3 separate regions of the Mus musculus genome follow, and all the other regions are linked to region 3. Evidence: chromatin loops called from intact Hi-C (ENCODE). Cell type or tissue: gastrocnemius. All regions are shown on one strand. Links, peaks and the distances in the headings refer to the core of each region. The heading gives the core; the rest is flanking DNA. Region 1 overlaps 2900041M22Rik (RIKEN cDNA 2900041M22 gene). Region 2 has its middle 16 kb from the start of 2900041M22Rik. Region 3 has its middle 19 kb from the start of Gm11734.

What was found. A loop is a pair of places that touch in the nucleus more often than their neighbours do. Peaks named below come from ENCODE experiments on the same cell type or tissue, not always from the same donor. Only the 100,000 strongest peaks of a DNase experiment are listed, where the experiment ranks them.
Region 1: it touches region 3 in a loop (4-fold over the local background); 4 of 42 quality-filtered maps call a loop at or near these places.
Region 2: a loop joins it to region 3, with 2.1 times the contacts of the local background. A loop is called at or near these places in 4 of 42 quality-filtered maps.

What each region holds. Positions count from the first base shown.
Region 1 is chr11:117,612,313-117,622,363 of GRCm38, reverse strand. It overlaps 2900041M22Rik (RIKEN cDNA 2900041M22 gene), which reads right to left. Exons shown (of 2, transcript NR_015489.2): 2 at 8,947-10,051. Gm35170 (a long non-coding RNA gene) reads left to right here. Exons shown (of 4, transcript XR_003949818.1): 4 at 9,714-10,051. Among named protein-coding and RNA genes, the nearest start is that of 2900041M22Rik, 6.1 kb to the right of the region's middle. In gastrocnemius, for the core only: no CTCF peak of the experiment used is centred there; DNase peaks (open chromatin) are centred at 3,387, 4,755 and 9,236; H3K4me3 peaks cover 758 bases; H3K27ac peaks cover 2,087 bases.
Region 2 is chr11:117,590,059-117,600,109 of GRCm38, reverse strand. It overlaps a transcript of Gm35170 not described here. Among named protein-coding and RNA genes, the nearest start is that of 2900041M22Rik, 16 kb to the left of the region's middle. In gastrocnemius, for the core only: a CTCF peak has its summit at 3,698; DNase peaks (open chromatin) are centred at 1,837, 3,773 and 7,337; H3K4me3 peaks cover 1,221 bases; H3K27ac peaks cover 3,920 bases.
Region 3 is chr11:117,536,707-117,546,757 of GRCm38, reverse strand. No RefSeq gene overlaps it. Among named protein-coding and RNA genes, the nearest start is that of Gm11734, 19 kb to the right of the region's middle. In gastrocnemius, for the core only: no CTCF peak of the experiment used is centred there; a DNase peak (open chromatin) is centred at 5,351; H3K27ac peaks cover 4,544 bases.

The DNA of each region.
Region 1 (10,051 bases), core at 1,418-9,417, 76 kb before region 3:
CCAGCCCAGAACCTCTTCTTTCACACAGTCCACCGTGTTGGCCTCCGCCATGAGGTCATGTGGTCCAGAAGCCCTTCCCAGGGCAGCTGATACACTATTGGCCTTTCAGTCTCTCAGTACTCAGCCGAGACAGCAGTGAGTCCAAGACCAGCCTGGAATACATGGAGAGACCCAAAGCAACACCAACTGTGTGAGCTTAGCCACAGATACTTTGTTATAGTACCAGGAAACTGTCCAACACAAGTTACCTTCAGGGAAGTTCTCTAGCTGGGGTGGGGTGGAGTTGAGCAGCCAGTTAGACACACTTTGCTGGGAGCCTGGGTCTTGGATTATTAGTCTCACTCAAGGAATATAGGCCCCTGGAAGACAAGCCTTTGTCCTGGCTAATCTGGGCATAGTTCCTTGGAGGAACTCAAAACACATAAAAGCTCCTGTGTATAGTCAATGAATGATTCCTTGTCTACTTGAAACCTTCTCTGAGGTGTACAGGTTAAGAGTTCTCACCAGGTGTAGTGGTACGGGCCTTTAATCAATCGTGGCACCCAAGAGGTCGAGGCAGGCATATCTTTGTGAGTTTGAAGCCATCCTGGTCTACACAGTGAACTCTAGGTCAGCCAGGGATACATAGTAAGGTACTGTAAAAACAAAATCTTAGAGTTCTCTAGGGAGGACTGCACCAACAGGCCACACAGAGGGATGTCTTGTTTCTACCTTGCTTATTAGGGGAGACTGCTGTTTTTTTTTCTTTTGTGGAGATCCACAGAGTCTCAGAAACCATTGTCCATGTAGCTGGCATGAAATCTGAGTGGTTCAGTACAAATCTTTGGATGGTTTATTCAGTGTGTGGCTGAGATTCTTTCTAGTTACCATGAAGACTCTTGGGACTAAAGACTTTGGTGGTTTGAATGAGAGTGGCCTCCCCTTGGCTATTTGAATATTTAAATACATGGGCCCCAGTTTTTGGAACTGTTTGGGAAACATCAGGGGTTGAACCTTGTTGGAGGGTGTGTATCCTTAAGGCAGGGCTTGAGGTTTTTCCCAGGGTGCTCTTCGCTTTCTTCTGCTTGCGGATCAAGATGTGAGCTCTCAGCTGTTCTTGCTGCCCTACCTTTGTTCCTCCATCATGAGACTCCAGCCCTCTGAAACAGGGAGCCTGATTACTTCTTTTATTCATTATCTTGCTCAGAAGGTTTGACCACAGCATGGGAATGTAATTCATACATGCACCTTGGAGGTAGTCGCCTCCAAATCACTGGACCTAGAAGACCTCCATTTGTATATCTTTCTAACAGTTTTCCTTTCCCTAAAGTGGGCATGTATCCCAGAATCCCAGGAGATTCCCCTACACTGCCCTCTGGAGAGAGGCCAAGGATCAAGGCCAACAGCCATTTGTCTCTCACACCAGCAAGGAGTGATGGGGTATTACTCCAGTTTAAGACAAATTCTGGTCTCCAGGCAGCTCCATTGGGACCTGGAAATTGTCTAGGAGTCTTTCAGATTATTATTATTATTATTATTATTATTATTATTATTATTATTAATCCTTGCAGGGAGGAATTAGGATTTTCAGTGCAATCCAGGTTTTAAATTCCAAGGGAAACAAATGGGTGTGGGAGGAAAAGGAGGGGAGGGCTAACCAGAGAAAATACAAAGCACAGGCTTGATGCCTGCAAGCCACGCCCACAGCGGCAAGCTGGGCTTGCTCAGCTGCAAGCCTGAGGACCAGAGTTGAATCCCCAGCACTGGTGCAAAGATGCGGGGCATGGTGGCACGTGCTTGCAGTCCCAGGACTGGGAAGGCTGAGATAGCCAGGTCCCTGGGTCTTCCTCACTTGCCTGCCCAGCCCACCTGATGAGTTCCAGTCCAGAAAGAGATGCTTTTTCAAAACACAAGGTGAACAGCACTGAAAAGTGACAACTGAGGCTGGGGTTGACCTCTGACCTCCACATGTTAGGGGCACAGACACACACACACACACATACACGCACACACACACACATACACATACATGTACAAACATACTTTCCACATATATACATACACACACCATACACTTATACAGATACACATACCACACACATAGACACACCACACACATACACACACCACACACACATACACACACACCACACATACATACACTGCACCCACACACTTATAAGCACACATATATACACATACACATACCACATACACACACCACACACACACACATACAGACATGCACACCACACACCATGCACACACCACACAGACATATATATATACACATACACACACCACACACACAAACACACAAACAAATAATCAAACTTTTCATTTTGCCCAGGGTTGAGGCAGGAAGGGAGTCTCAGAAAAAGAGCCCAAGTTACCTAAGGACAGGCTCAGGACAGCCAGACACAGACAGGAGGAAATACCGGTGAATTAGATCCACCTCAAACGGACATAAATTACAGCCAAGATTCCACCCCAGTATTCTGATGACATGAACCAGGAGAACAAAGCAGAGAGAGAATTTTAAATGTCAACGCTCGGCTCCTCGGTGGAGTTTACGACTTTGTTATTTATTCTACACAGGCTGGGATCCGTGGTTCTCTGAGTTTGGCAGAGCTGTGGACTTCTGGCCCCTCTCTCCTGCTGGGCTCCACACCATGTCATCACAGCTGTTTGAGTGGTTTATCTCAGACTTGTTAGAAGGGAGAAGAGAATCGGTTCTTTCTCCCCCTCCTTTAAAAGGTGCGTAATCCATGATCGTGGCAGGCCAGGAAGAAAGCAGAGAGGAGACTGAAGCAGAGGAAATTATAGGGGTCCCCCCAGCTGAGAGCCTCTGAGCATCCCTTGGGGTACTCTGTGCACCTCCACTCTTTGGGTTCACTTTTGGGTCTGTGAGCTGCCAAGCAAGGGGTCTGGGGACACAGCTCGGCCAGTTCAGCACTTGCTTTGCAAACCCAAGGACCTGAGGTCGGACACCCAGGTCCCAGGTAGGAAGCCAGCTGGGGTGTCTCACACCTGTAACCCCAATGCTGGCAGGGTGGAGGCAGGAGGATTCCTGGAGCTTCTGACTAGGAGCCCAGTCTACTTAGCAGATTTCCAGACAAGTGAGAGACCTTGTCTTAAACAAAAAAATGGAAGGTACCCGAGGGATCACACTGGAGGTGGTCCTCTGGCCTCCTCGTGCACTTACACTTAAATGCTTGTGTACACTTGCACACATACACATACACACCCCTCCCACATACGTATATTTGCATCTACCCCCAAATGTTTGTAGCCAGTTGTTGGGTGCTGCAGGTGTCAGAAGCCTCCCCTCACTATAAAAAGCCTGGGCCTGGCTTGCCAGAGCCCCAGGTGTGTCTCTGCAGGCTCAGGGAAGAGGCCTGGGGGGCACAGTGCCAAATCTGGACAGCCACAGCCTGGTCGTATTTCATGTTTATGCCCGCCCAGCTTCCTTCTGCTTTCTGAATGGGAAATTCAGACAGCGGTCTGAGCTTTCTAAGAAGCTTCAGTTCCACATCTTCAAAATCAAGACGAATGAAGCACGCTCGCAGATTTTTGTCCACAAAAGGATGTTCAGGGATCAGGCAGGGTGGCCAGTGGGGTTACTCACAGATCTCTAACAAGGCCATGCCGTGAATGGTTCCGTCCTTTCCCCAAGACTTCTCTTCAGCCTCAAGTTCGGCCGGTCTCTATTACTGCCTGTGTGCTTTTCAGCTTGGCCTTGGCCCCACTCATTATGAGACAGCTCTCGGAGGGAGCTGTGCTGCACACTTTAAACCACACACCCATACAAGGGCTGTGCAGACTCAATGCTGTAAAAAAAAAATTCTGCCTAATTGATTTTCTTAAAAAGTCTATTATGCTGCTGTGAGCTTATTGATCTATGGCCCACAGAGGTAATGAAGCAGCCTGGTGATCAATAAGGCCAAAGTGTGTCTTGGTCCATTCTACTGGGCTTACCCACAGGGAGGTGCTAGGGGGTGGTGACCGGTGGTAGGGGGTGTGGCCAGCTGAATTCCCCAGCCAGCCTGGGCCAAGTGAAGGCAGAGATTTATTTCTGTCGGAATAAACATAACAGATGAAGCCCTGGTGACTTCTCTTGCTCTGAAAGCCATAAGGAATAGCATCAGTCAGCACGAAACACAGAAACATGATGTGTGTGTGTGTGTGTGTGTGTGTGTGTGTGTGTGTAGGATATTGGGAGAGAAGCGGGGGCAAGAGAAAGGAAGAGAGAAAGAGGGGGAGAAAGAAGGCATTTTGAACTTGGTTCCTCCCTTAACCACACACAAAATGAAATATTTTCCTCCTTGGCTCCCATTGCTGGCCGGTTCCTCCCACCCCTTTTTTAAACCTGTCCCCACCCTACAAATCTGGTTGCTTTTTACGAGTCCTAGGAGGTTTTCGCCTGTGAATACAGAGTGCGGGTTGCCTGATAGCTCCTCCGCTTGCTTTGCTGTCTTATCCTCGAGAAATAATAATGCTGAACGAGATAAGACACCTGCAATAACACCGTCCCCACAATCAAGGGTGCGACGCCAACACAGCCGCTGCTTCCTGCAGAGAGAAAGCTCCCTGCGCTTGGAAAGTCACCTCGGGTGCTGTGAATTCCAGAATTTATCATTTGCATTTTGCCCTGAAACCACGGGCTACTGCTGGACTCAGATGTAAGCTGGTTCTGCCAAATTGAATTGATTTGGGGCCACATGGGGTTTTGGGGTGTGTGTGGGGGGAGTGGTTCTGTTGACTCTCTCCTCTGTTGGATAAGTGGCTGGCTGGGTGGGGGTCGGGAGCACAGCCAGCAGTAGTTGGAAAGCTGAGAGACACTGTGAGCCCTGGAGGGGTTTTCATAAGGGAGGGCCACTAGGGCAGCAACTATGATTGGTTACTGCACAGAACTGTATTTCTTAACAGCATTTCCTTTTTTTTTTTTTGTATAAATATATGTATGTGTACTAATTTATGTGCTGGTGTACGGACGCGTGCAAGTGCGCACGCGGAGGGAGGTCAGCGGTAACATGAGGTGTCTTCTCCACTCTGATTCCACCTTAGTGTTTGAGGCAGGCAGGGTCTCTCTCGGACCCAGAGCTCGCTGAATCGGCTAGAGCAGCGGGCCAGTGAGCTCTGGGGAGTCTGTCTGTCACCACCTCTCATGTCCGGCTCTTAGCATCTCTTTCCTTGCACACATAAAATGACGGTGACAATCATAATGGCGGACACCACAGGCGAGCTCTGCTCCAAGTCGTTCACAATGATACCTGCAGGTCATTGACTCTCCACAAGGAACAGCCTGCTGGCGTTGTTATTCTCCCATTTCACAGATGAAACTGAGGTAGGCTCTGGAAGGTCCCCAAAGCAGGTGACCTACACGTCGTAAACTATACATTCTGAGTGGGGTGTGAAATGGGATCCTTGGTTCCGCAGAAACCTGGAGGCAGACTGGCGGGTTGGCAGAACTCAGAGAGAGGGAAAGGAAGGTTCCAGAATGTCTTTTAAAAACCCTGTCATCTTAGAAGCATGTAAATAGTCATTTTTAAACGACCCGTGGTTAAATCTGTCAACAGGTCAAATGGATTCACTTGGAGGGTAGCCTGGGGGGTTCACTGTGGAGGGTAGCCTTGGGGGGGTCCACTGTGGAAGGTAGCCTGAGGGTTCACTGTGGAGGGTAGCCTGGGGGGCTGGGCAGCTGCAGAAAGAGGTAAGAGGGGTAAGAGGTAGTGTGGCCAGAGCAGGAGGAATGCCCCTGCCTCGAGATATGGAGGGACTGGTAGATGGAGCCTGTGCCTACAGAGTTGGCTGCTGGTGGGTGTGCCTGTGTGAAGATGTTTGTTTCATTGTCCGAACAGCTACCAAACACCAACTCTGAGCAGTGCCAACCCAGGGTAGGTGCTGGGACTCAGCAGGGACACATGGGAGAAGGGAAGGAGAAGCTGAGGAAATCTGTATTAAAGGGACCATGAGTCCAAAAGAGAGATCCTGGTACCTACCTGGCTGGATTCCTTGACATAGACATGGGCTGTGCACATGCAACACGCATGCAGCCTTGTGCATGCTCATGCAAGACGCGTGCAGCCTTGTGCATCTATTCCACCAAGGCTTGCAGCCGATGCAAGAGAGGGTGTGACTAGGAGGTGCTCAGCCCTCTGGTGTCCTTTAGGGTGACATTAGGGCTATTCAGAGAACTGGGTTTCAAAACATAAGCCCGAGTCCTACCCCTAGCTGTGAGTCTGAGAGAGGGAGAGGGTCAGAAGCTGCTTCTGCCATGGGTGTTGGCTGTCTTCTCAGGTGGGGGATCCCTCATCCCAAGGATTGCCTATTGTGTTCTAAATCACTGAAAACCTGGCCTTTCTCTCTCCCAGTGTCAAAGCTGGCAGGTTGTCTGTGACCCCTGTATCCCACCCGCCGTGGGCACCCCTTCCATCTCTGCACAGGGGCAGGGGCAGGAGAGACAAGGGTAGAGGGGTGAGAGGATCTGGGACAGGAAATCCTCAAAGACAACTCTTTCCCAGGCTGCCTAGTAAACAGATACAGTCCGGGTCCCTCCTCTGGCTGAGGCTTGTGCTTGGGTATGGCCTTTGCTGCATGGCAGGTGTGGGGCAGGGGAGAGGCTGTGGCGAGATGGGGTGGTCGGTGAGGACTACGCTATGGAGGAGAGTTAGGTAAGGAGTGGGTAGGCAGTGAGGAGAGACTGCGGAGGTTGGGAGTGAGGTAGACGGGTTGGGGGTAGGGGGCAGTAGGAGAGAAGTCCTGGTGGGGGATGGGCAGGAGTGACTATGGACTGGGGATGTGTTAGGTGGGCATTAGGAAGATGCTGTGCGATTAAGGATAGGGAGGGCAGTGGTTAGGAGGGAGAATGCTATGGAGAGGGGATGGGCAGTGGAGAGAGACTATGGAGGGAGATGGGGAAGGCACTCAGCCTTTCCCGTTGACCCTTTCACTTATCCCACACAGGGTGCAGCCCTGTCTGCCCAACGCCAAAGCCAAGGCTTGAGAGCACACTGCTCTCTGCCAGGAATTGTGAACAACTTCTGGACTCCACCAACATGTCACCCACTATCAGATATGGGGAACAGGGGCCTCCTACAGAACACACTGAAGAGCTCTCTCCCAAGGCAGGACCAGCCAGGTCCTTAAAGTAGCCAGCACCCCTCAACCTACCCAGTAGCTATTGGAGGCTGAGCTCACCCTCTAGGGGCCTCCTGGGAAGCAAGCCATTGGCAGGTGGAAATGCAAAGCCTTATTCTGGAATGTTCTTGGCCAGTTGCTGAACCATTCCTCCTTTGGCAATGCAGGTGTCCCTAGTCTGAAAGTCTGGGGTCAAGGAAACTCAAAGATTGGGGCAGCTCTGGGAAGTAGTGCCCCGAAGGCCCTCCCTTATTCCTAGAACAACTGAACATGCGCAGAGTTCTCCTTTCTTTTAATGTGAAGCCTCTCTCCTGGATCAGCACTCCCCCGATAGCCCCCCTAACCTGTCAGCATGATCCAGACCTTCTCTGGACTGGGTCTCTCCAGGCAGCAACCTTAGGACTAGGAACCCACAGCCTGGGGGAGGCCCAGCAGCCATTTCCTCCTGTTGCCCCCAGGGCTAGTTTAAAGATGCCAGCTGAGCTCCAGGATTGCAAGAGGGGAAGACCTATCACAAGGATCCACGTGTCAGCCCTGCTCCTGACAGGGCAGGAGGACAGGAGCTTCCTCTGCCCTGTGGGGAGTTGACCTCCACAGTGGGAGCAGTGATGGGTGTACCGCTCTCTGTCTTACCATGGTGCTGGGCAGCAGGACCCAGCTTTGTATGTTTGGCAGGATCTGCTGGCCCTGAGGGGTCCCCACCTTCGGGGTGGGTGCTCAGCTGCCTTCAACTGTGCACAGCTGGGGCTGAGACCCTGTGAGAGACCAGTGGTTGGGGTGGAGTTACTGTTTCCCCTATCAGACAGCCATCTTCTTGTCTCAGTAGGATGGACATCACCTCTCTACTCTATGGACAGATGGGGAATGCATGTTTGGAGGGGTGCAGCTGTCTGGGGCTCCTGACCTCCCACAGAAGGTTCTCTTTGAGAATCTGGTCTAGCTTCCCACTCTGGTCTTAGCTGCTGGTGCTGTTTTGGGAGGTTGCAAAATCTTTATGAGGTGGAGCCCAGCTAGAGGAAGCAGCTCTCTTGGGGAGCAGCTCTTGAGATGTGTAGTCCAGCATCACTTTCTAGCCTTTCTCTGCTTTTCAAAGTTTTGTTGCTTTTTAAACATTTATGTGTACGAGTGTTTTGCCTCTGTGTGTGTGTGTGTGTGTGTGTGTGTGTGTGTGTGTGTGTGTGTATACCATTTCCATGCCTAGTATCTCCAGAAGCCAGAGAGGGCATCAGATCTCCTGGAACTGGAGTTACAGACAGTTGTGAGCCACCACGCGGGTGCTGAGAACTGAACCCAGATCCTCTGGAAGAGCGACCAGTGCTCTTAACTGCTGAGCCACCTCGCCAGCCCCTTAATTTGGTACTTGTCAAGTATTTGGTCACAACAATGAGAGAAGTAACTAATACAGAATCTGCATATATTCAAGTCTATATAAATATATACATGCATTTATACTCATATATCTACATTCATAGTTATGCAATATATAGATATCCATATATATGCAATATATAGATATCCATATATATGCATGTATTTATATCTATGTAAACATATAGTATTTATATATGCACATATATTTACATCTACCTAGATACAGTCATATATATGTATATGTATTTCATCTACCTACACACATATGCACAGTTATCATATATATGCCTATATTTTTATATCTGTCCAAACACACATATATAGATATTCATGTCTATGTAAATAAACGTGTGCACATATGTTTATATCTACCCACAAGAATGCATGCGTGCACACATGGGCTCATTTTGTTTTTCCCTCCTTGGCGAGGGTATTGAAGGTTTTTTTTTTTTTTCTACTCCATGGGACGACATTAACTTTTAAAGCTATGCTTTTTTTCCCCCCTTTAATTCTTTCCTACCATGTGGCTTTGGGGACAGAGGCAGAGGCTTTACTTATGGAGCCATCTTTCAGCCCTTGCTTTAGTCTCTTGAATGCTGGAGTTATAGCCTCACCACGACATTGATTCTGTAGCCACATTCTCTCTGCCAAGTGAATGAGACCTGGTAGTGGCTTCCCTCCCAGCAGGTGGCCAGCAGGCCCCTGAGACACTGGTGCTGGTCGCCTTCCTTGCACCTGAGGCAAACTGTGCGAGGGGTCTCTGACATGCCAAGCTGGCAAACGGTTGGGCACATTGGAAGATGTCAAGCCTGGCCCGCACCTATGAGGCTTAAAAATATGGTAATGCAATTAGCAACTTCAGCAGCCTAATGAAGCCGCTCTGAGCCGCTGATAAAATACCACTGAGGGAAGTGCTTGAGAGCCTCTTCAAACTCCCCCAAAATATGAAGTGTGTCCTTACAGAGAAAGCTGCAATCTAGCCTCCTTTCTTCCAGCCTCGAGATTAATTAGGGCTTATTTAGGGCATGAATGAGGGAATGATCGAGCTCTTGGATTGAAAGCTCTGAGACCGATGTAAAAAAAAAATTTTTTTTTAACAATTACATTTCTATCATAAAAGTCTTCATTAGATATCACCACCAGCAGACTTCCTATTCGGGGAGGGAGACTGCCCTCTCTTCCCACTCCAGAGGCTCCCCTAACAAAAGGCCTTTCTTCCGAAGGCTCAGTTTGGGAGCTGGTCTGAACTTCAGGTAGTTTCAACATTCGACCTGCCCTCTGGAGCCCAACGACCTCCCTCCCAACAATGACCACTTGGGTAGAGGCAGAAGCAGCAGCACTGGCCAATGTCAACCGATGTGTACATCCTCAGCTGGTGCTGACTCCACACTATGCAGACCGGCCAACCCCAGGTAACAGGACTGCAGTAGGAAGGGAAGCTCTTCAGTCTCCTGGCTCCCACCGATGTGGTTTCTGCTCTGGATCTGCCGCAGCCAGCCAGGTACCAACGCCACCTGCATGTAGCTCAGGGACATCAAAGCTGTTGAGAACGTTTTCCCAC
Region 2 (10,051 bases), core at 697-8,696, 54 kb before region 3:
CATTAATAACTTAGCTATTTTTGGATTCACAATAAGGATCGATACCCCCGGGGCCATTAAAATGCCACCGTAAGTGTTTACATCATTTCCTTGGCTGAGCAGAGCTTTGGAAAAGGGATAAAAGGAAACTAGAAAACAGACAGACTTCTGAAGACCATGGAGTTAGCCGGTGGCTTCCTTCTCTCCCCGTGAGCAAAATTGGGGTCAAGTGACACTTCCTGAACGTGGAGGAGGGGAGTGTGTCCCCCTCTCTGGTCATCATCGGAAGCCCTTTCTCCTGTGACACTCAGAGCGGCTCTAAGCTAGACAGACACTTTTGCTCACGGGGTACTTACACGTCGGAATTAAATCCCTGTAGGGGAGTGGGAGGGATGGAGTGAAGGAGGCCAACAGGGGTGGAGTGGGGGAAGAGAATCATGGGGCGGGGAAGGGGTGGGGGGAGGCAGAACCTTCTGGCTCTGCCGCTAACCACACACACCCAGACGCTGGTGTACACCCTCAAGGAGCCCAAAGGGATAGCAATATATCTGCCATCTATTCTGTATCCTGAACGCTTTTGAAATGCCAAGCTGGCTTCCCTCTGCTTGTCCCCACCCCTGAGCAAACCTCAGAGGAGCTGTGCTCATAAGGCAAATCTTTAGCTTCCCTCCCTCTTCAAGGTAGGTCCCCCTGCCTTGCTGCTCAGGGGTCCCTCTGCTCCCTTTTATTAGAGAGACGTGGTTCAGGGTCACCTTGTGCTTGCAGCTCAGAGGTGGTTGGGTAGAGCACACTTTGAATGCTTTACGCGTCGTTCCACCCTGAGACGGGCATTTTCCTTTCAGTTTCTCTTCCGTAGGTCGTGACAGATTCTTATCTTATTTCCAATCCTGCCTCCCACCCTCATCCCTCCTGGTGGAGAAATTCACATTTTTGCCAGATGGCTTGGCAGTCTCCTATCCCCAAATCCAGGTACAAAGTTCTCCTGTCCACGCAGGCTGGGGCAGCTCTGTGACCTGCAAGCGCCTAGAGCCCAGTCCCCACAGACCTGTGCCCATGAGTAAAGAGCTGACCAGCCAGATACTCGCCATGCAAACATAAGAACCTGGGTTCAGATGCTGAGGTCCGAAGCTCTGACCAGCTCGAGATCTGGAGATCTGAGTTCCTTCCTGCCCAGGGCTGGCTGAAGAATCCTGACTTGTTTCTGTTCCAGCAATCCCCGAAGCGAGAGCTTCCATGTGCCCATACACCCTCCCAACCCCCTTCTCTAGTGAGGCTCTGGGGCCGTTCGGGAACAGCAAAGGCATTCTAAATCTTCCGGAGCTGGGTTGCAAGTCTTAGCATATCAGTTCATTGCAGGAGGTAGCCATTGTGGCAACAACATTATGCCGCCTGTCGGGGTCATGTGACCAGCATACCTATAGGTCTCTGTTTCTGTGTCACACAGAATCCCTAAGTGTTGTGATGAATAGATTTTTTTGTCTTCCTTCCTGCAGCCCTACCTGAGTTGGGGGTGATAGGTCTGGATAAAGGGTCAGAGACGGCATCCCTCACAACCTCCTCTCAGAAAGCTAAATCAGAAGTCATAGCCCGCCAAAACGTGGTGTCAGGCCCACACACCTCAGGGGCTTATTTCACCTCTATATAACAGCAGGGGTTGACAGCCCCATCCGCATTCCAGTGAAGTGACCTTGGGGGGTGAAATGACTTCCAGAGGTCACCTCCCGCAGGAAAGAGGAGGTAAGCAGTGCTAGGCTTCTCTGGGTGTGGAGCTATGAGCTTTCCCTCATTTGTCAAGGTTCTCTGTGGCTTTACCTCCACTGTGCCCAGCAGCAGGAGGGCATGGATCTGATTGCTGGCTGGTCTCCATGGCAACAGCTGATGAGCCAGCCAGCATCGGATGATGGCAGAGCCTCCAGCCTCCAGATGCCTCGGAGTAAAAGCAGGGTCTGTAGGGGAAAAGAGTACAAGGTGTGTGTGTGTGGGGGGAGTTGGGGGTGAGAGGTGTGGATGTGGGAAGGCCCCCTCCTCCGCAGCCTTCATCTTAGTCCATCCCTAGTCCTGCTGTGGAGTTTTGTTCTTTGCTGGAAAGGTTTGTTCTTTTCTCATGTATTTCCTGGATATATATCCTGGGTTGGACACAGGGCATAAAAGGATCTTGCCCTCAAGGGAATACAGTCTAGGGAAGGAAGCTAGCGGATTGCCAGGTCGTCCAGTCTGCCAAGAATGAAGAGTGAAATGGTAAATATCGGGGCCCTGTGTAAGTCACAAGAGAGGTGCCTCCTTCTGAATTCCAGGCTTGGGGGAAGATAGAATATGTCTCTGGGGGTGTTCCTAAAGGATGAACAATCCATCAGAGAAGAGTGGGATCGAAGGATCCAGGTTCTCCAGGTGGGGAGAAGGACAGGGATGGAAAGGAGAGAGCGGGTTTATTTGTTGGGAGTCTGCAGTGTCAGGAGATTTTCACAGAGATGGGCAGGGGAGTGAGGGTTGGCTTGTCTTGGATCCGGAGTAGAAAGAAGGGGGAAAGCTGCCCCAGGCTAGGCCTGGGCAATAGGACAAATGTGATTGTCACGTGACACTAAATTGAGCATCCTCACCTCCAACATTACAGATAAGGAAGTTGAGATCCAGGTAGCTGCCCTGGACAGAGCAGGGAGTGGGACTCCAGGCTTGACCTAGGCGGATAGCCCCTCCTGCTGAGATTCCTCCTCCTCCCAACCTTGCACCTAAACTTAGTAGAGTGTGTGGATCTGCCAGGATTGGCTAGCTAGCTGCCTGTCTCAGGGACTCTCCTGTGGAAGGGCTCTTGACCCCCAAGGATGGTGATGCACAGTGGGCTCCTGGGGGCTGTGTGTGGATCCCACAGAGTCCCTGTGAAGAGCAGACCGCACTGGTTGCTGGGTGACTAACTGCTTGTGGGGGTGGGGCTTCTGCCCTTCTCTCTTCTCCCTCTCTCCTCTGGTTTGCCACACATGTACATTTGCACACATGAGCATACATCTGTGCATACACTTGAATATCTCCGTTTGCACACTTACACCTCACCCCAGTACCTTTGCACACCACACACCCTGTGCACCTACCTGCGCGTGCACACTCACACATCTCAAGCACACCTCGTAAGTGTGCACCCACAAACACCTGTGTAGTGGGACGTGCACACAGTGGCTTGTGCCCTCCCGTCACTCTTCTCTCTTCTGTTCCTCCAACATCCCCTTTCTTTATTGGAAGACTCCCAGCCTGTGTCCTGCTGTTTGTCTCCCCAGTGCTGGACTGCTTCACATCTTTCCTGGAGCTGGTTGCAACTAAAGGGTGAGGCTGAGAGGAGACCATGTTAAGGGCTCTGTGGACAGGATCTAAGAGGCTACCCTGGGGCAGCCTGTACCTCCCAGGCTGACCTGGCACCCAGTCTCCTGGGCCTCAACCTCTCTCCTTTTGGCGCTGTCCTCTGGGTCTTTAAGCGAGCAAATACTCCCAAAGGTGGATCCTGACAGCTTCCAGGACTTCCGCACGGCCCGGGCAAGTCACAAGATATAAATGGCCTCCAGGAGTTGAGTAGTATGGGGTGGCCCAACCAAGCGTCAGCCCAGGGCCTCTCTGTGGCTTTTGCTTTTTGCTTGGCTCTGCCTCTGTCTCAGGCAGGAGGCCAGGCCTCAAGAGTCAGAGGTTCCTGTCTGAGCGACGAGGTACCTATCCTGCATCACCATACCCTGCCAGCTGGGGCAGGAGCTGCCATGCCCGACATAGCAGGGCCTAGCTGCAAGATAATGCCAAGCTTGGAACACAGACTTTCCTGGCCACCTACTGTGTACTGGGCACTGTTTCAAGTGTGTTCTGGGTGGTGACTAGGGCAGAGATTCAGAGGGAGTGTCATATTTTGCCCATTGCACAGTCCACGTGACATAGCTAGCACAGCGAACACATTTAATTTGACTTGAACCCTGGGCAGTCTGGCTCCGTGCTCTCACCACTGAGCCACCCAGTTTTGCCCTGAGCCTTGCTGAGGCTTGCTGGGCTCATTCTCTGTTCCCAGGCAGTCAGGCACAAGCACCCCATTCATTCCAGCCACAGTCTGGCCCAGCTCCTTTGCTTCCAGGACGGGTAGCCAGGGACATCTCACCTCTATGAGAGGTCTCCTCCAGCCATCTCCCCAGACCCCACCAGGATCTGACTTTTCTCTGTGGGTATGGAGAGGTGCCAGAAGGGTCAGTCTGGGGTGAAGGAGGGAGATGTTTGGAATGACGCTTGCTTGGCCATGGGGGAGTGGGTATCTGCTGCCTGCGCCCAAGTGAAAGGGGAGTAGTGAAGGCCTTAGCCTATATGGTGACCAGGTCTAGAATCTTTCCCACACACGGGGTGCTGCACCCCACACAAGGCCTCCTTCCCTCATTCCACAGGTTTTCTTGCCTTTGGGCAGGTGAGAAAAGTCCTGTTGAGACCAGTTCTTTCAGACCGTGGTTAAGGATAGTGTTCACCGAACCTAGGAGGTCTGTGGTGCCCATTTTGGTCTCCCATGGGTCATAAGTTTCCTTGGAGGTCAGACCTCAGCCTAACTTACCAGTGCCTCTGCTCTGCAAGGGTGCAGGGAGGCCATTTCCTGCCTCTCACCCCCACCCCCAGGAGGCTTTGGATCTTGGCTTCTCTGGCCGGCAGTCAAGGGGAGCTCCTGGAAGGGAGCTTCGCGTTGTGCACGGATGGGTGCCCGCATACCCTTTCTGATCCCCGTTTTCTCTCCTTTCATGGGAGCTTCCCCTGCTTTAAGAGCATTTTGAAAAAGACAAGGGAGAAGGAGCAGAGAAGGATGAAAGGCTGAGCCAACCTCGAACCTCAAATCGAGTGCTACTAGAAATCCTCTCATTTGCCTCTGCTGTGGGGACTGCTGAACAGTGGGACAGGAAGTGCGCACACGGAGGACTCTGTGCACCTGAGTGCTTGTATAGAAACCGTGTTCGTGCAGGAACCTGCAGGGGTCAGAAGATTGGTGGGAGCCCCTGGAACTGGAGTTACAGGTGGATTTGAGCTAGCATGGGTGCTGGGAGCTGAACCCTCACCCTCTGCAAGAGCAACATGTGATCTTAACTGCTGGGCTACCTCTCTGTCCCCACAGGACCTCTTCTGAGCTGAGCTGCACCTGAGATGAAACGGCAGGATCATAAAGGGACCAGCACCGTGAGTCAGGGCTTGAAGCATAATTGTACATAATTAAATATTCGAATGTTACCACGGGACGGGCAAGACACTTCCTCAGTGACAGGTGAGGCCCTTCCTCAGGTGAAGGCACTTGTCCTGGAAGCCTAGAGACCTGAGCTCATCCCTGGAAACTGTGTAAAAGTGGAAGTTGTTCTCGGACCTCCACATGTGTGCCAGCCCCAAATAGTAACTTTGTAAAGGTTGCCACTTAGCCCTATGGTGGAATGCTAGCCAGAACCGGAAAGAGCAGAGCCGTGGATAGGGTCGGTAACAAAGAACCTTCAAAGCTTGGAAATAGTCCCACGACCATACACAGGAAGCCCAAACCTGTCAGATGGATCGTTCTTGTTTTTTCGAGACAGGGTTTCTCTGTGTAGCCTTGGCTGTCCTGGAACTCACTCTGTAGACCAGGCTGACCTCGAACTCAGAAATCCACCTGTCTCTGCCTCCCAAGCGCTGGGATTAAAGGTGTGCCCCACCAGTGCTTGGCCAGATGGACCCTTAAGACTGGTGACTTTTAGCCAGGCATGGAGGCTCAACTCCTTCAATCCCAGCACTCTAGAGGTCAGCCTGGTCTACAGAGCTAGTTCTAGGATAGCCAGGGCTACACAGAAAAACCCTGCCTGGGAGTGAAAAGTGGCTAATAACTTTTTTTTTAAAGATTTATTTATTTACTATATTTACATATATAAGTAAGTACACTGTAGCTGTCCTCAGATACTCCAGAAGAGGGCATCAGATTTTATTACGGATGGTTGTGAGCCACCATGTGGTTGCTGGGATTTGAACTCAGGACCTTCAGAAGAGCAGTCGGCGCTCTTAACCACTGAGCCATCTCGCCAGCCTGGCTAATAACTTTTATTGGTGTGCCATTACACCTCAATGACATTTTGTTTTCCTTTCTTCCTTCCTTCCTTTCTTTCTTTCTTTCTTTCTTTCTTCCTTTCTTTCTTTCTTTAATTTAATTTTGTTTCATTTTCTGAAAGCGACTGTTTTCTGAGCTCCTGAGCTCTAGGCCTGAGCTGGACAGTCAGCACCAGGTTTCATTCACTGCTCTTGTCTTTTCTACTCATCCATTCCACAGGAAGGATGAGTAGAAAAGATGAGTAGAAAAGTGGGCTACATTCAGTGTGTAGCTCACTGCTCGCATCCCGCCCGGCCCTTCCCCTCTGAACTACTATGCATTTGACCCTAGACTTTTATAAATCAGAGCTGGGCCAGGATTGACCTCATAAATGTCCAGGCAGGAACCAGGTCACTTGTCCTGGGGAAAGACCTATGCTCACCATCCCCTCCCTCCACCCCCCGCCCCCTCCCCACCTAGCTCCCACTAAGCTCCTGCCAACCCTGGACACCCCCCCCCTTTTCAGTACATCTGTCATACATTTCTCTTGGGAGATGCTACAAGGTGAGCAAGAAGAGAGCTGTTTGGGTGAGGATTATGAAGGGCCAGAAACCATGGAAACGACTCAGAAAGGCCCCCCCTCCCCAAGTTGCATCCTCTAGGATGGATGCTCTGCTGCCATTGGCTGGCAGTCTGTGCCTCTCCTTATTGTGACTGTGACTTTTATTTATTTTTCTCCATTGCATCTCCCCATCTCTCTTGCACTTTCTCACGGGCTACTCTACTCTACTCAAGCCCTATTCGGGAACCTGCAAGATCAGTAGGAAAAAGGCACATGGCTTTGTCCTTGGTTCTCGATGTTTTGGGCTTCTGGTACTCTAGTGTGCTGCGCTGGCTGCTGGGACCAGTGTTGATGTCAGAAGCTGATAGCGAGCCTGGGGGTTGTGAGTGGCGGAGAGGGAGGGAGCTGCTTCTCCACAGGTGCGATGGCTGCAGAAGTAACTTAACTTTAACTTTAACTCCTCTCTAAAAAGCCCTCTGAGGGCTGAAGGGTCAGTGGGCTCTATAGGTTGCTCATGAACATCAAAGGGCTGTGGGTAGCCTGAATCTCCCTAAGTTGTAGTTGCTATAAGTGTATTGTGTGGGTTGTGTGCATCCCTACCTGAATATAAGGGTCAGATGTGCTCTGGATTTCATGTTTTCTAGTTTTAACATATTTGCATAAACCCTGCTGATTAGGTACCTTCCCCATCTGAAGCTATGAGCCCGCAGTGCTCCCATCTGAAGCCAAGTGCTTAGCCTGAGTGAGCTTCACCAGCCCCGCCCACAGCTCCATCTTAGCCAACTCTCCTTCCATGGACTAGTAATTGGAGGGAGGGTTCCAGCCCTGATAGCTCAGCTGAGTTGGAAGCCCAGCACCCCTGTGTTTTACCCCTGGGCCCCCCGAATAGAAGAGAAGAGAGAATAGAAGAGAAGATGCTCTCACCAATTGTCCTTCTGCCCTCCACTTTTATGCTTTCCCAACTAAATAAATAGAAAATGTGTAAAAGGTGAGATGTGACTGAAAAATACAACTGATATCTACCTCTGGTTTTCACATACATACATGTACACACATACATGCATGCACACACACAGATACACACATGCACATGCATTCACGCATGCAAGCAGACACATACATGGGCGCACACACAGAGAATCCCTTACGTTGACCTCTGTCCTGATACATTTTGTTTGTTTGTTTGTTTGTTTGAGACAGGATCTCATGCAGCCCAGGCTGGCTTCTGACTCACTGGGTAGCAGGGTATATATATATAGCCTTGAACTAATCCTGCTTCCTCTGCCTCTGAGGTGCTGAGATTCAGGTGTTCACCCACATGCTCGGATTTTCCTCATCATGTTTATATCCTGCTTGGAAAGCTGACAGACAGTGCAGATGTCACTCCGCTTCACCGCCCAGATGTCTCTCGGCTGCACAGCAGGAGAAAACAGATCCTGAACAGAGTTGGGGTTACACGTCTGAGTCTGGGGCCCAGAACCCTGCTCCAGGCTTTGCCAAGCTGGGTTGATTTGGGGGTTGAGGGATCTGCTGAGTCTGGCTATTGAGGCTTTGGGGCTTATTCCCCAGGAAGTCATGACATATGGTCAAGGGAAGTCATTCAAACAGAGAGAGGTAGTCATAGAAAGACAGGTTTGTTGTTGTCTTTCTTCAAAAGGCAAGTTTGAGCTCCCTGAACAGCTTACACATGAGCATACACATGCGTAAATACACACCTGTACATACACATGCACGTGTGCGTGCGCGTGTGCGCACGCGCGCGCACACACACACACACACACGCACGCACGCACACACGCACGCACGCACGCAGACACACACACACACACACACACACACACACTTTGGGATTGGATCCATTACTGGGAGAGTGCTGACTTTGGCTCCCCTGGTGTTTGTTTCTTCTGCTGCTATGTGCTCTGTCTTGCATGTGAGATGCTGCTTGTGTGAGACCCTCACTAGAGGCTGACAGGGTGACATGCTCCCAGATGTCCCAAATCTCTTTTCTTTATAATTTTTCAGCCTCAGACCTTTGTGATAGTAACAGAAAATGGACTAAGACACCCATTAAGCCATCAAAAGTCATTCTAGTGAGGTTGATGATTTTTTTTTTTTTTTTTTTTTTTGCTTAAGAATGAAACCATTGCTGGGAGGTGGTGGTATACACCTTTAATCCCTCCACTTGGGAGGCAGAAGGTAGTCAGATCTTTGTGAATTTGCAGCCAGCCTGGTCTACAAAGCAAGTTCCAGGACAGCCAGAGCTATGTAGAGAGAGAAACCCTGTCTCAAACAGGGGGGTAGGGTGGGAAAAGAACCATTATTTTGCATACTGATCTAAAAATCATTTTATTATTGTCATGGTTTGAAAGTGAATGGTGGGTGCCCAGTTGGTGGAACTGTTTGGGAAGGATTAGGGGGTGTGGCCTTGTTAGAGGAGGTGTGTCACTCAGGGCTGGTTTTGAGGTTTCAAAAGCCCATGATGTTCCAGTTAGCTTTCTCTGCCTCCTACTTTTGGTTAAGGCTATAGGCTCTCAGCTTACTCATCCAGCGCCATGCCTGCCTGCTGCAGTGCTTTCCCCACCATGACGGTCATAGACTCAGCCTCTGCAACTCTGAGTCCTAAGTTATACTTGGTCATGGTGTTTTGTCACAGCAATTGAAAAATAGCGATGACAATTATCTTGCTATTCTATGAATTGTCTGGGCTCAGCTAGGAGGGCCTTGTGCTGCAGCCAGGAACATATTTGATGGAGTTAGAGTCCTCAAGACACCTCTCAGGACTGGTATTTAGTGCTGAGTGTTGGCTGGTCATTTGGCAGGGCTGAGATCGGAGGGACTTTGGCCTTCTCAGGATGCTCTGAGGGGAAAGATTATCTAAGTCGACGGTTCTCAACCTTCCTAATGCTATGACTCTTTGATACAGTTCCTCATGGTGTGGTGATACCCAACCATAAAATTATGTTTGTTGCTACTTCATATCTTTAATTTTGCTAGTGTTGTGAAGCATAATGTAAATATCTGATATGCAGGATACCTGATACGAGACCTTTGTGAAAGGGTCGCAACCCACAGATTGAGAACCACTGCCCTAGGCCATCCCTGAAGGAAAGAGGAGATAGGGGAGGAAGTAGGAGAGGCTGGCCTCCTCAACACTAGACCTGAGCTCTGGGTTGTCTGGCTCCATTGGACTGTCTGAACTCATGTATCTGACAGACCTCTGGCTGCAGTGGACTGTCTGATGCTTGCGATCATAACTGGAGGACCTGTCTATTGTCGAGGCGCCGCCCTCAGCTTCCTTTCTCGGGTTTCTCCCCTGCCCGCCCCGCCCCCTGCCTTTCCTTCTTGATGCCTCTCCTTCAGCTTCTGTTCATTTTTTCCCTTGCCTCGTTGCTCTTGGGAAGCTATCTGCTGTTCCCAACCTCACCTGTGCCGAGGACCCTCTTGGGCCAACCTACAGCCAAGCCTGAGCGACAGTC
Region 3 (10,051 bases), core at 1,389-9,388:
AAAGAAAAAGAAGGCAGGGAGGGACTGGAATGGAGAGTTGGACACAGTTTCTGATTCTCCATAGTGTGTGGAAGGAGATCCTGGTTGGGGAAAGGACACCTGGGCTCTGGTCCTTCATGCTCACTAACAGTGTGACTTCAGCAAGACTGAGGTTGGATCCCTGGGCCATGAAGGTGAGCAAGAATGGAGAAGGGCTGAGGAGTCAAAGCCTGCCCAGCAGTATCACATGGCTCATCCCTGCATCCCTGCACCCTCACACTCCTGCATCCCTGAAACCCTGCACCCCTGCACCTCTGTACCCCTGCATCTCTGCACCCGGGCACCCCACCCCTGCATCCCTGCACCTCTGTACCCCTGTACCACTGTACCCCTGCATCCCTGCACCTAGGCACCCCTACACCCCTGTATCTCTGTATCCCTGCACCTTTTTATCCCTGCACCTCTGTACACCTGCATTCTTGCACCCCTGTACCCCTGCACCCTTGCAGCCCTACAGCTCTGCATCTATGTTCTACTGCTGCCATAATGACAGAGCAGCACAGCTCTGGTATCTGCCAACGTCTGAAACCTGGCAGGCAGATGTTCCTTTTGGGGGGTCCAAGAGAGGAACCCTCCTTGCTTCTTCCTACTGTGATGGTTGCTGTGTTCCTTGGCTGGTGACTGCATCCCTCCAATTTCTGCCTCTATGGCCACATGTCTGTCTGCCCATCACCATCTGCCTGTGACTCACAAGGACCCTCGAGATGGAGTTTAGGATCCACCAACTGCTCTCATTTTATGCTCTGCAGAGCAACTGCACCTGCAGACTGCTTCCAAGCCAGCCCTATTCACAGGCTTAGGGAGTTAAGATGTCAGCATTTAGTCTACCACACGCCCGTGCTTTGTCCCCACTAGTCCTGGGAAAAGTTGAAACTTCTGATCTTGGGATCCTCCTTAGCTGGAGTTGTTGTCAGTGTAGATAGTATTTCCTATAGCTAGCCTGGTCTCTAAGCTGCTGTGTAACTCCTCCTCCTCCTCTTCCTCCTCCTCCTCCTCTTCCTCCTCCCTATGCCTCTCCAGTGTTGTGATTACAGGTGTGTGCCACATACCTGCTTTATGAGGCACTGGGGGACCTTGTACCTGCTAGACAAGCATGCTACCAACCTAGCTACCTTCACAGGCTCTTAAACATGGTTGAAAAAAATATTATTTTATTTTCTCTTTCTTTCATGTGTACTAGTGTTTTCCTTACACGTATGTCTGCACAGCTTGTGTATGACTGGTGCCTTTGGAGTCAGGAAGAAGGTGGAAAGCCCCCAGGAGCTGGAGTTATGGGTGGTAGTGAGCTTCCATGTGGGTGCTGGGAACTGAACATGGGTCCTCTGCAAGAACAAGTGCTCTCAATGGCTGAGTCACTTCTCCAGCCCCTCAGCCTGACCCTTGATTCCCACTTCAGCTTTCGTTCTGCTGTAAAGTAGAGCATGAGCCTGATAGGAGCCTTCATCTGTGCTACTCCATGTTGAGCATCATCACTGTTGAGGAGACTTCTAGGGGGGAACTAATTGGAGCCGTGACTCAGATGGTACAGACACCCTTGTGAGCCTCTCCTTCCTCTGGCTGTCCCATGGGGCAGCTGTTCCAGTGCCCAGGGCCTCAGTTTCCTGTTGTAATCATTTGATGATGCATTCAGTGAGCTGTGCTTTGTGTGTGTAAAGACAGGTGGTCCATGCCTTCCCGCCCTTTCTCCCTCCCTCCCTTTCTTCTCCCTCCCTCCCTCCCTCCCTCCCTCCCTCCCTTCCCTGCCTTCCTTCTTTCAGGCTCCCTCCCTTTCTCTGTCCCTCCCTCCCCCTCTCCTCCCTCCCCCTCTCCTCCCTCCCTCCCTCCCCCTCTCCTCCCTCCCTCCCTCCTTGCTCCTTTTGCAGGGCTGTAGTGAAAGAAATGGAAGGGGACACACTCTGGAAATGCGAACACTCAATGCAAATGAGGAGCACAGTCAGTATTCTCCCTTGGGCTTTGGCCACCTGGATAATGAAACGTCCCGCCCGCCCCTCCCCCCACCCCAACATTGTCTCCTTAGATGAACTTGGTATTCCCAATGCTAATTCCTCAGCCTCCTTTGCTTCTGGCAAGATTTTGTGTTTCCCAGAGCCCCGCCCTTTCAGCTTCCAGCTGTTCCTCACTTCCTGGGCTGCTCTGGTCCTCCTGGGGTGCCTGGAGGACACCTCAAATCCCCCAGTACATGCTCAAAGGAACAAGCTTCATGTGAGTCGACCCTTCATAGATGTCAGTGCTGGTTGGCTGTCCCTTTACCTGGGACAGGTTGCCTCTACGATGACTCCTAAACCATGAGTTCCATGAGTTAAAAATCCACAGACTGTCTTAGTGCATGGTACCAGCATCTCTGAAGCCACGGCCTGCATCTCCATAGAACAAGAGATAGAGATGATGGCTGAGCTTTAAGGCCTTGTCCTATCTAATCTGTCCCACAGGCAAGATGGGAGACTCTGGGTAGACTCTGGGACCTGAGTTGGGTGGACAGTGACCTGTCCTGCATCTGCCCAGAGCTTTGCCTTGATCCATTCCTTACAAAGCCCCTGGCTTCCATCCAGTGGCCATATTTACCCCTGCCCTTCTCCCATCTCCTGTCCATCGCTCAGCATCTCTCCACAGTCATGCAACAGCTGGTCTGGGGCAGGGGTGTCTTCATTTTCATTCTAAGCCCAAGAACTGTGTTATTAGCGTTTAAGAGAAAATATAGGGTAGGCAAAAATCCTAGCGGCCACCAGGAGAGTTAGAGAAAAAGTTGTGTCTTTTAAGTTAGACACAGACAAGAAATAGCTTATTAAGAAAGGGAAAAAAGAAGGCTCAGTGGTCAAGAGTATTGGCTGCTCTTGCAGAGGACCTAAGCTCAGCACCTAGAACCTACATAGGGGCTCACAACCTTCCATTAATCACTCCAGGTCCAGGGGATCTATCGCTTTCTTCTGGCCTTCACACAATGCACATACATACATGCATGCAGGTAAAAATACTAACACAGATTTTTAAAAGCAAGAGATGAGGAAATACTCCTAAGAAGGGAAGGGAAGCAGGCCAGTGAATGGAGGAAGAAACCCAAAAGCAGGATTTAAAAAAATTTTTAAATTTCAATTGATTTATTTTTTGCCAAGTCCTAACTGCAGTACCCTGAACCCGTTCACCCTTGTTAGCCTCACCTGTCTCTCTCTCGGGAGCCGCCTGGGGCCTTCTCCAGCTTCTGTGATGGAAACCAGTGTGACCTTCTCAGCTGTCACTGCCTGGGATGCTAGACAAGCCCTGGCCTGGCCCTTCTGACTGGCTCTGAGGTTGCCTCCTCCCTCCCTCCCTATTTAGACTTCTGCTGCCCACTCATGACCTACCTAGCCTGCTGTTCTGGGACCAGGCCTTCCTCCAGCCAGAACCCTGCTGCTCCCTGTCTCACCTCCCCCACCTCTGGTGTCACCCAGCCCTGGCTGGCCAGCTCCACGGTTGCCTACTCTTTAGACAAGTCCTCATGAATCGCCTTGGGACAGGAGACAGAAAGTCTCTTTCCACCCGCAGTGGTGAATTAGCTGCCTGTGAAGCTCTGCTTGGCAGGGTGCATGTAATCTCTGAATCAAAGCATAAAAGAGCAGAGGACTTTGCTGGGGCAGAGCTCTCTTGCCCAGAGTATGTGAGCCTCTGAGTTCAATGCTCAGTACTAGGAGGAAAGGGTGTGGGGTGCTGGGCTGCATAGCTTTTGAAAATACATGTATTTCATTTTTAATTATGTGTGTGTGTATATGTATGTGTACATGTGTGTCTATATATGTATATGTGTACATGTATATGTTTGTATATATATGTATGTGTGTATGTATGTGTGTATATATGTACATGTGTATATGTGTATAAATGTGTGTTTATATGTATATTTGTGTATATGTTTGCAAGTATGTGTATATATATATGTATGTGTATATGTGTATGTATGTGTGTGTATATATGTACATAAGTATATGAGTATTTGTGTGTGTTTATATATGTATATGTGTATGTATGTGTGTGTGCATATATATATATATACACACATATATATATATTTGTGTATGTGTATGTATGTATGTATGATGTGTGTGTCTGTGCATTTAAGGACAGGTGCTTGTGAAGTCCAGAAGGTGATGACAGAGTCTCTGGAGCTGGAGATACAGGCAGTTGTGTGCCACCTTATGTAGGTACTAGGAATGGTATTCAGGTCCTGTGTAAGAACAAGGCATGCGGGGGCTGGTGAGATGGCTCAGCAGGTAAGAGCACTGACTGCTCCTCCGAAGGTTCTGAGTTCAAATCTCAGCAACCACATGGTGGTTCTGGGGGTGTCTGAAGTCAGGTACAGTGTACTTATGTACAATAACAAATAAATCTTAAAAAAAGAAAGAACAAGGCATGCTCTCAGCCAATGAGCCAGCACTGCAGCCTTGTATGGCTTTGCTTTTTAAAAGCTATCAGCAAAGGTTATCTGGGCCACGGGGGCCATGAGCCTCCTCCAAGCTTACATCTGCTGTTTCTTGAGAGTTCATGATAGAGAATTTTTGGTTTTTTGGTTTTTTTCAAGACAGGGTTTCTCTGTATAGCCCTGGCTGTCCTGGAACTCACTTTGTAGACCAGGCTGGCCTCAAACTCAGAAATCCACCTGCCTCTGCCTCCCGAGTGCTGGGATTAAAGGCGTGTGCCACCACGAGATAGAGTTCTGAATAATTAGCCTGCACCTTATTTTGTGAGACAGGGTCTCTTACTGAGCCGGAGCTCCCTGATTGGCTAGACTGGCTGGTCATCAGTGAGCCCCAAGGGCCCTCTGGTCTCCGCTGTCTAGAGTTGTGGATTGTCAAACCTTAGTGCTGAGTCTGGAACTCTGATCCTCTCTCATGCAAGGCAGGCTCTCTATTCAGTGAGCCATTTCCCTGGTATTATTCCCAGAAGGTGAGGTCATGCTAGAGCTCCCTGTGCCTCAGTGAGATGACACCCCGTGTCACAGGCAGAAGCATGGCTGTGGAGATCTCTGGTGTCACAGAAGGCATTGGGGCAGCAGGGTCTGGAGCTATGGGTCAGGCAGAGGATCAGACCTCTCAGGGAGAGCACTCTTTTGTGTCTGTCTCTCTGTCTCTCACAGTGACCAGCAGGGGTGGCTTGCCCAATCCCTATGTTTTGTTTTTTTCCCCCTCAGCTGTATTGCCTGGCTCTTTAAAACCTTGATGCTGGGCTTCCATTATGGAAAGTGCTGTTTATGTCCAGGGCGCCTTGAAAAGGCAGTTAAAGTCTCCCTGGCTGCCGTCCTCTCCACTTGTTGCCCTGGCAACCGGAGGCAGGGAAAACAGGACCTGTCAGATGGAAAATGTCAGTTACAAGCAGATCTAGAGAGCAGGAAGCAGAGCGGGGAGGGGAGAGGAGGGAGAGCTAGGCTCAATCTCTTGCCCAGCCTGGCTATGCCCTTGCCCTCAGGGAGGCTGATTTGGGAAGGAGAGGGGCTGTTCCCAGAGTGGAGGGAAGGTGGGGAGATTGGAGGTGGCTGCTGCGGGTCACATTGTTTTAGAGGTGATTTGGGCTAGAGGTTAGGAGGGCTCAGGTGTACATTTGAGAAGTCTGATTAGCTGAGGCTTTGACGCTCAGGGTCTGGGCAGCAATAGGGGAGGGTTGAGAGGAATAGATACCAACTCTCCAGATTCTGGTGCCCACTCCCTTGCCCTCTGTGCCCACCCGTCCCTTTCTCTCCTTTCTACTAATGGATCTACTGCCACAAAGAGGGGTCAGGTCACCCTCCAAAGTGGTGAGGAAGATGCTTCAGAGGAGTATTGACAATAAAGCAGAAGGGACATCCTCAGGACACAGGGAGGAAGAAACAAAGGAGGGCTTCAGACACGGCCGTGGAAGAGGGCGAAGCCATCAGTTCTGAAGGAAGTGAGATGCAGGTGCAGGGAGAGGGCTCTCTGAGAGAAGGGTAGGCATGAGCATGTGTGAGCATGTCTGTGTTCGTGTGTGTGTGTGTGTGTGTGTGTGTGTGTGTGTGAGACAGAGAGAGAGAGAGAGAGAGAGAGAGAGAGATTGGGTACGTGTATGCATGAGTGTGTTGGGTTTTCACTCCCTCCTCTCTTGTTATCCTCAGAAATTTCTCAAGCACCCCAGGCTCCAGATTCCCTGAAGGGATGAATGGCATCAACTCAATGGACAAGGGGGAGGGAGTGTGAGGCAGAGAGGCCGCTGTCCACAGTTGGTGACCCACACTGTGTGCTTGGCAGACCACCCAGAGGGAGATTATTTAAAACAGCACCCCTGTACATGTGTGTCCATGCATGTGCATGTGTGTCCATGCATGTGCATCTGTCTGCAGCTGCCCGGCTCCAAAAGAGGAGGAGGCAGAGCTGCTGCGTGCTGACTGGGGAGGGGAGGGATCAGCACCAGGCACCAGGGTGGGTTCCCTTGAGGGAGACCCGGGTGCGAAACAGGAAGGGCAGACTGCTTCAAGGATTTTTACCTTTTAAAACTTGAGTACAATTCAATTGATTTATTGTTTGTATGTATGTATGTATGAATGTATGTATGTATGTGATGACACAGATACCTGGTCACATGTGGAGGTCAAAGACAATTTTCGGGAGTCGATTTTCTCCTCCCACTACGTGGGTCACACAGATGAGACTCAGGTTGTCAGGCTTGGCTGCAAGTGCCTTTTATCCATGTTGCCGGCCCACTAAGGACTTTCTAATTCCAGGGTCTTCTGCGGCTGGGCTACAAGGGCCTGATAGTTTCCTGGGCTACAAGGACCTCCAGTTTCCTGCTTGTGGATGGTGTTTGCGTTGGGTGGGGGATTGGGTGCTGCCTACGAAGCTGCCTTGGTTTCAGAGGCAGCAGTTAAAAGAATCCACAGATGCTGCCCTTCTGGTACAAGGTGGGTTAGAGAGCCCTCAAGCCCTATCTAGGTCGCAGCTCAAGGGCATCTCTTTTTTTTTTTTTTTGGTTTTTTTTTTTTTTTTGGTTTTTTCAAGACAGAGTTTCTCTGTATAGCCCTGGCTGTCCTGGAATTCACTTTGTAGACCAGGCTGGCCTTGAACTCAGAGATCCACCTGCCTCTGCCTCCCGAGTGATGGGATTAAAGGCATGCACCACCACGCCCGGCTTCAAGGGCATCTCTTATCTCCTGTTTCCAGAAGACCCTCAGAGATAAACATGTGACTCAGTTGGAAGGATGATTGTGTCACCCCCACAAAGCCCAGCACTCAGAGGAGGTCAAAGCAGGAGGATGGATCATCAGTCAGAGGTCATCTTCAGCTACATAAGAGGTTGAGGACAGCCTGGGCTACTTAAAAAAAAAAAAGGCGGAGACTGGAGAGTTCAGTGGTCTTGACTCACGCCATCTGTAACTACAGTTCTAGGGGATCCAATAGCCTTTCCTAGTCTCTGAGAGCAACAGGCACACACATGGTACATAGGCACATGTACACATAAAACAGCTATGTACATACAATATAAGCAGAAGGCAGCTTAACACCCACTTTGGCATTGGCCTAAGCATCCTTGTATAGATGGGAGGTTTATGGTTGTAGTGGCTTTAAGAATATGCAAGAACTGACAGAACTCAGTTCCCTTCCTGGGCTCTGGTCACCTGCTGTGACCATCTCTCAGGGCTTTCTCCAGCCATAGGACCCTTCCAGGATCCCCAGTGCATTGAATGTCTAGAATTGGAGGAGAGGGTGACCCAGGGGCTCTGTCTGTGGAAGTCTGGTCCTCACGGTCTCAGCCGGGATGGATGCCCGGCTAGTGACAGTGGTGAATTGCCCCTCCCCACTCTCACTCACAGACCATATGGACCCGCTTGTCAGGCTGGGACACCCACAAATGGTCACATGCTTCATCTTGATTGACAGTTACCTTCCCCCTAGAAATTCAGGAACAGCCTGGCTACAGTTATGTCTTGTTCAGTAAAATGAGGGAATAAAAAAGGGAGTGATTACTTTATGGATATGGTCTCTGGCAGTTGTCTTCGGAGGGACTCTGTATTCCCACAGCTCCTACGTTTTATTATTTTATTAAGAGTTAACTCTCGGTTATCCACGTGTGAGCCTGAGAGATGATCTTATTCCCACAGCTGTTTAATATTATTATTTTATTAGTAGCAGTTTGGCTTCCCCCAACCAGGGCTCCATAGAGGGCCTGAAAAAGAGTCCGACTATTCACATGTGTCTTCACTGGCCTTCTTGAATTATGGCGGTAAACATTTATAATCCCAATGTTGATTCTCTCTTCTAGGGCCGGGGTGGGAGCTATACTTTTTAATTGTGCTAAAACATACGTGACATAGAGTTCCCTGCTTTTTTAAATTTTCAGTTCTCATGTTTATTTACTTTCTTGTGAGCATGCATATACATGTGTGTGTGTGTGTGTGTGTGTGTTTATGAGAGAGAGAGAGCGAGCACATGTACCATGGAGATAAGACAGACACACATTTTAGGAGTTGGTTGGTTCTCTCTTCCTACCACATAGATCCTGGGGCTTGAACTCAGGTCCACAGGCTTGGCCGCAAGCTCCTTTACCTGTGGAGCCATCTCTCCAGCCCCATCCTTTTCTATTCTATCTTTGCTCAGCTGCTGTGTCTCACATTCCCACCTGCAGCACTCTCTTGAATCCTCTTCCCTCGCCCATACCAGTCCTTGTCAGCCTCGGTTCTGGCTCAGAAGGCTGTGGCAAGAGTGGCCCTTTCAAAGTTGATCTTTAACCCTTTACCTTTTATTAGTTGTATTTCTGTTTGGAAACAAGGTCTCCTTCAGCCCAGGCTAGCCTCATCACGTAGCTGAGGATGGCCTTGAACTTCCGATTCTCCTACCTTACCTCTAGGATTATAGATATGCACCACCACGGGCATCGAGACTTTTGCCTAGGTTTTGATCCAGGGTGCTGCCAAGAGGATGCTGCCAGTCATGCGGCACTGGACAGAGACAGGAAAAAGGGGTGGCTAGCAGAAGGACCTGTGTGTGTGTGTGTGTGTGTGTGTGTGTATATCCCCTCTATCCTTTGAATGAAGAGCTCTGGGGGAGCTCTCAGGGGCAGGATTGCTTGACAGAGACACAGGAGACAACATTGAAACGGTGATTTAGGCAGTCTTTGGGCATAGGGGATGCATTGGCGCTCCAAGCCCCATCTACTGTCAGCCACAGGCCTTTGCAGAGAATCCTGATTGAGCTTAGCTATGCAAAATGCATTTTTTTCTGAGGCCAAGTTGCAGACAAGCCGGCATCTCCTTCGGGTGTCCCCGTTTGGATGGGGGAGCAGGGAGGATTTTGTGGGCACAGCAATGCTGGTCTGGAAGCGGGAAATAGCTTTAGATTATCTACAAAGTGCTTCTTCCACCGTGGATAATGGAGAGGTAGCCACGCTTATTTAGAGCTACCCTCTTAGGGACAATCACTGGAAGGGGAGGGGTGGGGAGAAGGGTAGGGATGGAAATGGTGTATTACTGAGCCAGACTCAGACCGAGGAGGGGCTCAGTGGGGTCCTTAGCAGCTCCTTCTAGACATGGAGGCTGGAAGGGATCACCCCATCAGCATCAGACTCCACCCCATCAGCATCAGACTCCACCCCATCAGCATCAGACTCCACCCCATCAGCATCAGACTCCACCCCATCAGCATCAGACTCCACCTCTTTTGGTCTGCAGGAAGCCCCAGGACTCAGATCACTATTGGCCAAGACAGCATTAGCCCAAGGGCAGCCAACAATGCTTCTCTTTCTACCCCACTTTCAGCCTCATCCTTGTGAGGTGGATGAACTAGATATCCGTCATCCTCCTCCACAGACCCCAGGGCCCACCTCTGATCCAGGGTCCTGGATCAGAACTGGTTGGCCGTGCTCTCTCAGACTCTCTCAGGAAAAGTGTTCAGGGCAGGGATTGTGCTGGAGACTAGGAAACTGCTGGAAGGGCAAGGCAGAGTGCAGAGCTGGTCAGAGCTGGTGGGGATGAATCATGCTGGCTACAGGCACAAGTGCATGGAAAGTACCTGGAATTGTGCCTGCTTATGATGCTCCATCC